2 separate regions of the Homo sapiens genome follow, and region 2 is linked to region 1. A link is a contact called in ENCODE Hi-C or POLR2A ChIA-PET data. All regions are on one chromosome and are shown on one strand. The core of a region is the stretch at or near the end of the contact, and the rest is flanking DNA. Distances in the headings are between cores, read along the strand shown. Region 1 holds the start of XPO4 (exportin 4). Region 2 has its middle 25 kb from the start of LINC01072.

Evidence for each region. A loop is a pair of places that touch in the nucleus more often than their neighbours do. ChIA-PET counts read pairs that join two places held with the same protein, here RNA polymerase II (POLR2A). Pooled maps may share reads with other maps.
Region 2: a loop to region 1 is called in a pooled map, with 2.0 times the contacts of the local background. The contact joins the enhancer-like site here to the promoter of XPO4 in region 1. A Hi-C loop is called at or near these places in 1 of 37 single-sample maps with no recorded cell type and 6 of 50 pooled maps. POLR2A ChIA-PET finds 5 or more read pairs at or near these places in 2 of 52 experiments (A673 and PC-9).

What each region holds. Positions count from the first base shown.
Region 1 is chr13:20,900,748-20,905,000 of GRCh38, reverse strand. It overlaps XPO4 (exportin 4), which reads left to right and starts at 2,255. Exons shown (of 23, transcript NM_022459.5): 1 at 2,255-2,331. The coding sequence starts at 2,263. RefSeq lists a silencer at 1,853-2,232 and an enhancer at 2,443-2,492.
Region 2 is chr13:20,125,922-20,130,174 of GRCh38, reverse strand. No RefSeq gene overlaps it. Among named protein-coding and RNA genes, the nearest start is that of LINC01072, 25 kb to the right of the region's middle. RefSeq lists a silencer at 1,831-2,050 and an enhancer at 2,501-2,550. Within about 2 kb of position 2,459, at least 27 of the 41 ENCODE cell types and tissues checked have a DNase peak (open chromatin) inside an H3K27ac peak, as active enhancers do; they include PC-9, where a contact is called at or near this core.

The sequences.
Region 1 (4,253 bases), core at 1,006-3,505:
ACTTACTTAGTTTCTCAAGCAATACAAACCTTGTTAATTCATTTTCTCTACTTCAAGTTGCAGAGACTTCAAGTACAAGAAACAACATATTTTCCAACGGAGCTAATAATGCAGTTCCGTGTGGCCGGGCACAGTGGCTCATGCCTGTAATCCCAGCATTTTGGGAGGCTGAGGCAGCGGATCGCCTAAGGTCAGGAGTTCAAGACCAGCCTGGCTAACATGGTGAAACCCCGTCTCTGCTAAAAATACAAAAATTAGCCAGGTGTAGTGGTGCACACCTGTAATCCCAGCTACTCTGGAGGCTGAAGCACGAGAATCGTTTGAACCCAGGAGGCAGAGGTTGCAGTGAGCTGAGATGGCACCATGGCACTCCAGCCTGGGTGACAGAGAGAGACTCCATAACACACACACACACACACACACACACACACACACACACACACACACACACAGACATTCTGTTGCAGTGACATAAAACCTCAACAGTATGGCTTTCTTATAACTAGGAATAAGAAACAGGAAGATTTCAACAAAAAATAAACTTAAAAATACTGAAACGAATTTGACTGTCTGTGTTGTTTCAGAAGGCTGAATAAGCACCAAAAAGAAGTTATAGGAATGTAGACCGTAGATGTCAGCTCAAAACGAAACAAACCCCTGATCCGAACAACCTAACAGCACTGGTTTGAATACTGAAACAGCTGTCAGGACCACTTGCGTGGAATGTCCTAGAGGCAACTGGAGCACCGGAGGGAAGGTTAATTACTTGATACTCTAATATGCCTTTCAACACGGATTCCACAAACACGACAATGCTGATTTTTGTCCTTTTTTTTTTTTTTCCTGAGACAGGATCAGCCTCTCACCCAGGCTGGAGTGCCGTGGTGTGATCTCGCCCCACTGCACTCTCGACCTCCTGGGCAATCCTTCCGCTTCAGCCTCCCGAGAAGCTCGGACCACAGGCGCAAGACACCACACCGGGCTTTTTTTTTTTTTTTTTTTGGTAGAGACAGGGTCTCACGATGTTGCCCAGGCTGGTCTCGAACTCCTGAGCTAAAATGAGGCCTGCCTTGGCCTCCCAAAGTGCTGGGATTACAGGCATGAGCCACAGCGCCTGGCCGACAAAGCTCATCTTACTGCATTTGAGAAGCCAGGTAGTCAAGGTCAGGCTTTCCTGTCCCTGCTTTCTCCCTCTCCTATGTGAGCCAGCCCTTAAAGAGTGAAAACGGCAAGAGCCAAAGACGGGTTTTCCTCCTAGGGTCTCCTAGCGACCCGCTGCCCAGATACATTTGGATGATTGTCCTGCAGAAGGCCAAAGCCCTCCATTATGAAAACGAAGCGTTCGGCCGGGGGCGGTGGCTCACGCCTGTAATCCCAGAACTTTGGGAGACCGAGGCGGGCGGATCACCTGAGGTCAGGAGTTCGAGACCAGCCTGGCCAACATGGTGAAACTTCGTCTCTACTAAAAGTACAAAAATTAGCCGGGCGTGGTGGCGGGCGCCTGTAATCCCAGATACTCAGGAGGCTGAGGCAGGGGAATCGCTTGAACCCGGGAGACGGAGGTTGCAGTGAGCCGAAATAGGGCCATTGCACTCCATCCTGGGCGATAGAGTGAGACCCTGTCTCCAAAAAAAAAAAAAAAGAAAGAAAGAAAACGAAGCGTTCTATCCTGGAATGTTCTCCCATGGCAAGAAGGAACAGAGAAGCAGGAGACAGAGATACTTTGAAAGGAGGTGCGCTCTGAGGAGGGGAAAGCGGGAAGAGCGATTCCAAGTTTAGGAAATCCTGCACGGCGCTGGAGCGTGGAAGGGCAAGGAGGAGCCAGGGGAGGCGGTGTGCAGGGCTGAGAACGGAGGGAGCGAACTGGCGTCGTGGATCTGCGGGTCCCCGGGCGGGCTGTACTAGGGTAGTGGGGAGAGGGCCGGGGGCACCGCGAGGCCGGGGCGCCGGACACCACGCATGCGCGGGGCTGGGAGCTTAGCGGGGCGCGCGGCTGCAGCAGTCTGGGCAGACCGCCTCGGCCTCGCCCGGTGCCGGCTGCGGCCGCCCCCGCCCCAGCGCGGCGGCCGGGCTCACACTAGTCCCCTCCCAGCCACCCGGAACCCGGCAGCCCGGCCAGACCCGCCGAGGCCGCGACGCCGGTGTCGACAGCGGCTGCGACGGCCCTGGGAGCGCGTGAGGCTCCGGGGTCGCGGCGGCGATTGGCCGGCCGCGGCGCCCGCTCCCAGAATGCAGCGCATGGCGCGTCATTGAAGAGAGACCATGATGGCGGCGGCGCTGGGGCCCCCAGAAGTGATCGCTCAGCTGGAGAACGCGGCTAAAGTTCTGATGGTGAGGACGCCGCGCCCCTCAGACCCCGGGATTCGCGGGCCCCCGGTCGGCCCTGCCACTCCAGGCCTTGCTGCTCGCTGGGCTGGCGACTGGCAAGGGCCTGCAGGGAGCCTGGAAGTGGAGGAGGAGGTGGCGGTGGCGTGGCGCAGGATTCTTCAGCCTACTTTCCTCCTGCCGTCGTCCCCTCCTTCCAGGAGCTGTCCCCTTCCCCTGGCTGCCCAGCACCCCAGTCGGGCGTGGGAATATAGTGGTGTAGCAAAGAGAATTTCTTCACCTTACACCCTGCCCCACAGACTGGGTCGCAGAGCAAGGCGCCGGGAAGGAGTTGGGGTTATCCCCGCAGGGCTTCGGTAGGGGAAATTTGTAGGGCTGTGTGAGCGCTCTTGGGGAGTTGGTGTCGGGAGGGATTGGATGGCACAGCCTGGGTGCTGTTAGCAACCCTTGTTTCCTGTGCATTCGCATCCTCTAGCGCTTCCCTGACATGCAGCCACCTCTGGAGTAATTGCAGCCGGCAGCACGTGGAAGGGCCGGGCCGGCTGGAGGGAGGGAGGGGAATCGTTGAGACCAAGGTCATTGGGGCAAAACTTGGTCTAGTGCTAAGCTCCTTAAAGCTCCCGCGATTTGGAGAACTGAGTCTATGCTACTCTTTGACTTCATGCTTACACTACAATAAGCAGTTTGATGAGATTGTTTACTAAGGGAATTTGAGAAGGCCGAGTCAAAGGATAAAAGTATTACATGCAAGGAGGAGAAGTAAGGATAAACTACGTTCAGTTAGTAAACAGTGTTTCTATTTGCTGGCTCAGCTTTGTTTTTGCAAATTATGACTTCGGTGTTTGTAGATGTTTTGGGAAGTTAGAGGTTCATTTGATACCTGGATTGATTCAGACTTTCTAAGAATTGGATACAGCCAGCTTTGTTACCTTTTTGGACTTTTTTCCTTTTGGTTTGGTGTTAGGGTGTTTGAGCATCACATTTGAGAATATTCGAACTAATTCTAGCGTAGTTTGTAGTTCTAATATTTTACACCAGATATTTTTGTTTCTTTAGAAATCGAGAAGTCTAATAAAAGCAGGATTTACTTGCTTCATTATGAATATTAACTTAATGTACGTTTTGTCACAAAACAGACTAGTGAAGGTTTTCACACTTTTGCAAATTAAGCAGAAGTAACTAGCTAGTATTCCCCTTAATAAAAGATTCTTAAAAATCCCTGACATAGAGCGTTTTGTAAAATTCCTGAAATTTTCCTAGGAGCTAGGGGCTCCGTTTTCATTGGATTCTGGAAGGAGTATGCCACCCAAAACACGGCTGTAGTTCTTACACTGATCAGGTAAAATCAGTGTCCTTCGTCACTGGCTTAATATAAACTAGTATTTGTGTTTTCCAATATCTTCCCTCTTCCCTGGCAAAGCTGCTTTTATCCCCTATAAGGAGTAGGTGAGAAGAATAGTAGTAAGTACCGTTTATTGAGTGCTAGATATTGGGCTTGATGCTTTACATACTTTACATATTTTATTAATTCTTGCAACAGCTTTGCTTTACAAGGTTGAGAAACTGTAAGTGGCCCGGGTTACACGATTACTAAATGGCTGAATTAGGTCTTGAACTCAGTTCTGTCTGGCTCTAAAGCTGTGTGTCTTTCCACTCTACCCCATCTGTCATATGTTGTATAAATAATTTGTCTAAATGCTTTTTATCTTTTCAGAGGAGAGTAGTATTGAAAAAAGTGTCATGTTATTAAAAACAGGAAATTACAGCCGGGTGCGGTGGCTCATTCCTGTAATCCCAGCACTTTGGGAGGCCGAGGTGGGCGGATCACTAAAGATTAGGAGCCCAAGACCAGGCTGGCCAACACGGTGAAGCCCCATCTCTACTAAAAATATAAAAATTAGCCGGGCGTGATGGCTGGCACCTTTAAT
Region 2 (4,253 bases), core at 1,210-3,709, 780 kb after region 1:
TAGTATATCTCTGAGTATGAGGGTGAATGTATCTGTATGAGTGTGTCTGTGTGTGTGTCTATGTGTCTGTGAATGTGTATGTGTGTGTATCTCTATGTCTGTACATGTGAATGTGTGTCTGTGTATGTTGATTGTGTCTGTATCTGAGTGTATGTGTGTGTGAGTGTATCTGTGAATGTGTGTGAGCCTGTGTATGTGAGTGGGTGTCTGTGAGGATGTTAGTGTATCCGTGTGTAAGTGTATGAGTGTATATGGGGGGTATGAGTGTTAGTATGTGAGTATAGGTGTTTAAATGTATGAGTGTGGGGGGGAGTCGAGTGTATGTGTGTGTGTGTACATATATGTGTGTGTGTGTGAATGTGTGTGGGTGTATTTGTGTACACACTCTGTTCCTTCTCATTGTACTCTCAGATTTGCTCTTAAAATATTTGGGGCTCAAGCCAGACAAAACATGAGGAAGATACGAAACCACAGAATGGCAGCGTGGTCTGGAAATGAAGAACTTTTGTTTGTTTTTTGTTTGTTTGTTTGTTTTTTGAGACGGAGTCTCGCTCTTGTCCCCCAGACTGGAGTGCAATGGCGCAATCTCGGCTCACTGCAACCTCTGCCTCCCGGGTTCAAGCGATTCTCCTGCCTCAGCCTCCAGAGTAGCTGGGATTACAGGCGCCCGCCACCACACCCGGCTAATTTTTGTATTTTTAGTAGAGACGGGGTTTCACCATGTTGGTCAGACTGGTCTCGAACTCCTGACCTCGTGACCCGCCAGCCTCGGCCTCCCAAAGTGCTGGGATTACAGGTATGAGCCACCGCGCCCGGCCGGAAGAACATTTTTCTTAAGAAAAATGAAAACTTAGCATCACCGATGGGAGCCCGAGTCTCAAGGCTTCTCTAACCACACGCACTCCAGGGGTAAGCTCCAGAGCCGCCTCCGTCCTCACCACCGCGATGGTGGCGGCTGCACAGGTATGGAGGTTTTTCAAAATTCACTAAACTGCATCATTAAAATAAATCTATATTGTTATATGTAAATTTTGTGCCAATAAAGTTGAGTTCAAAGGAAACATACATATTTGCGTGTGCATATATGTAAATATATATCGATGAATACAAACCCTAAACTTTACACAAAATCGTCGACTCTTCCGTTCCATATATTTCTCTCTCTTTGATTCTCAGCAAGGTTTTTATGGCCGAGCCGGTCTGCGGGCGGGAGGAACCCCGCAGGATGGGGAACCGGGCTGCTGCCAGGTGGCCGCCGCCGGGTAAAGGACCACAGCTGGAGGGGGTGGAGTGGTCCCGTGGCTGCTTTAACAAAATCCCACAGATGCGGTGGTTTACACGCCGCACAGTACAGCTGCATTCCCACAGAGTTCTGGGCGTCCGGAATCGGCGCCACCTGGCTGCAGTCAGGTGCGGGCAGGTCCCGGGCGCCGCGGTCCTCCAGCCTCTGCCCCCACGGTCGCCTCCTCTCCCTCTCCTACGAGGACACTTTGATGACATTTAGGGTCCGCCCGGATCATCCAGGACAATCTCCCTAACTCTGGACCCTTAGCCTGGCCACATCTGCAGAGCCCCGTGGGCGATAGAAAGTGATGTTTGCAGGGGCAGGGATCAGGGCCTGGGCACGGCAGCCCGCCACTGGGGGTGGGTATTCTGGGCTGGATGGCACTGTCACCCCCCGCCTTGAAAGTCTCGTCCTCCCCCACGCTTGGACTCGTGGCGCTGAGCAGAGACGCGGGCGCTCCTGGAATCGACGGGAAGCGCCCCGCTGACAGGCCTGCGGCGGGAGACCCGAGCCCCCAGCGCCACCCCAGGGCGGAGTCCCACCCACCCTGTCTACACAGAGATTCAGCTAAGAGCCTGCACTCGAGTCCAAAGTCAGGCCGCGTGAGAAGCCACGGCGGCCGCAGGGGCCCATGCGGTGAGGTCAGCGCCGGCCCCACAACCCGACCGCGGAACCCGGGCTCCCCCTCCGCCCGGGCCCTGGCCGGCCCCGCTGGCCCGCGGTGAGGAGACGGCCTTCTTGTGCCTGCGCGATTCAAACGCTGGAGCTACTCTAAACAAGGCCTGGCCACCCCGGACACGCCGAGGGAGCTGGCGGCGGTCAGGCTGAAGGAGAGGGGCCGTCACCGCCCCGCGGGAGGCCGCGGTCGCACACTGGCGGGCAGGGGACATGGGACACCCAGCTGCCGGGCAGCAAAGAGGGGCAAACTCGAGAGTGGGAAAGTAGGCGATGCTGACTTAGCGGCTGCGGGGGAGAACGGCCCAGCGGAGGGCGCCACGCCACGGCCGGTGCCGGGAAGCTCCTGTTCCGGGGCTGCTCTGTCGCCCGCCGGATGCGGACGCGCACGCTGGGCACCTCCCCTCGGCCACCAGACCTCACCTCACAGCTGACCTCACCCTCAGGGCCCCAGCATTGACCCTGAGGGACGCGCGGGCTGGCCCTGCTGCCCACTCGGGGTACGCCCCCGAGGGACACGCCCGCCTTCGCTCTCGCAGGGCAAGGTTGCTCAGCAACTTCCCCAGCCCCATGGACACCCGGGGCGGCATCCTGATGTTTCAGTTGGGAGGAACCAGAGAGAATCAAGACTTGGTCCAGGTCCTGCACATGGCTCACGCCTATAATCCCAGCACTTTGGGAGGCCGAAGTGTTAGGATCACTTGAGTGCAAAAGTTCAAGATCAGCCTGAGAAACACAGTGAGACCCCGCCTCCAAAACAAGTTTAAAAAAAAATTAGCCGGGCATGGTGATGCAACGCCTGTAGGTAGTCCCAACTACTAGTGAGGGTGAGGAGGGTGGGGGGTGTGGAGGCTGCAGTGAGCTATGATGGCGCCACTGCACTCCAGCCTGGGCAACAGAAGGAGACCCTGTCTAAAAAAAAAAAAAAAAAAAGAAAGAAAGAAAATAAATAAAAAATAAAAAAAGCTTTGGTCTGAAGGAAAAAACGTGGCCTAAAGACTTGCTTGAGGTCACACCAGGATGCAGAAAACATAAGCAGTGGCTCCGGGAAGGACTGTGGGTTAATAAGCACGGTTGGTAAATGGCAGACCCCCAGCTGAAGCCCAGGTCCTCAGATGCAAGCCCACAGCTCCTCCACTAAGCTGTGACTAACACTAGAGCCAAGGGAGCCGCAGGGGTACAGAAGCGATGCTTGCCATCAAGAAAGGAGGTTTGGGTGTGGTGAGAGGTAGAGGAGGGGGGTGAGAGGAGAGAAGGGAGGGGGTAGGGTCAGAAAGGCGGGTCGGCACCCCTACCTCCTCACTAACAGAGCAGGCAGAGCTCTCAGCCTGGGCATGGTGGGGCCCACTATGGTGAGATCCTGCTGAAAATACCCTGCGCTTTGAAAACAGCCGCATCCAGAAATCCAGGATCACTGGGAGGGGATTGCAGTCCAAAGAGATGACGCTGAGCAACGATGCTACCCACGTTTGTGTGAGCTGAGCACTTCCTAAAACTAGAGGCTCCGTTTCATAGTAGCCTACTGCTTCTCTAATTTTAGCTTACCCAAGAGTCACTTGGAGGCCTTGTTAAAAATAGATTCCTGGGGCCAGGCACAGTGGCTCACGCCTGTAACCCCAGCACTTTGGGAGGACGAGGCGGATGGATCATGTGAGGTCAGGAGTTTGAGACCAGCCTGGCTAACATGGTGAAACCCCATCTCTACTAAAAATACAAAAAAAAAAAAAAAAAATTAGCTGGGAGTAGTGGCAGGTGCCTGTAATCCCAGCTACATGGGAGGCTGAGGCAGGAGAATCACTTGAACCTGGGAGGCAGAGGTTGCAGTGAGCTGAGCTCGTGCCACTGCACTCCAGCCTGGGTAGCAGAGGGAGACTCCATCTCAAACAAACAAACAAACAAACAAAAATGACAGCCAATAATGTCCATTATTTACAAGGCAAAGACAGGCACGAATATACCTGCAACCTAGATAATTCCCAAAGTTACTTAACTGCTTCCTTTTTAGGTGGTTGGTCGTCTGACATTTTTGGCAAGATGACCACAGAAATGAAGTGTGCCCTTCTCAGTGCATCACACCAAGGGGTGCATGATACCATAGTGACTTTGTTAAGCACACCTTGGCTGTTTGGTTACGGGGCATCTTCCCAGTTTCTCTACTATAAAGCTAACAACTTGGGGAAATACTCTGAGATTATGCAAAGCCTGTCTCCTCACAATTTCCCCCTGGGTTTTAGCATCCATCAGTTGCTCTTGCCCACAGCATTTTTCCTGGGGGCTTTGCCCACGGCTGCTT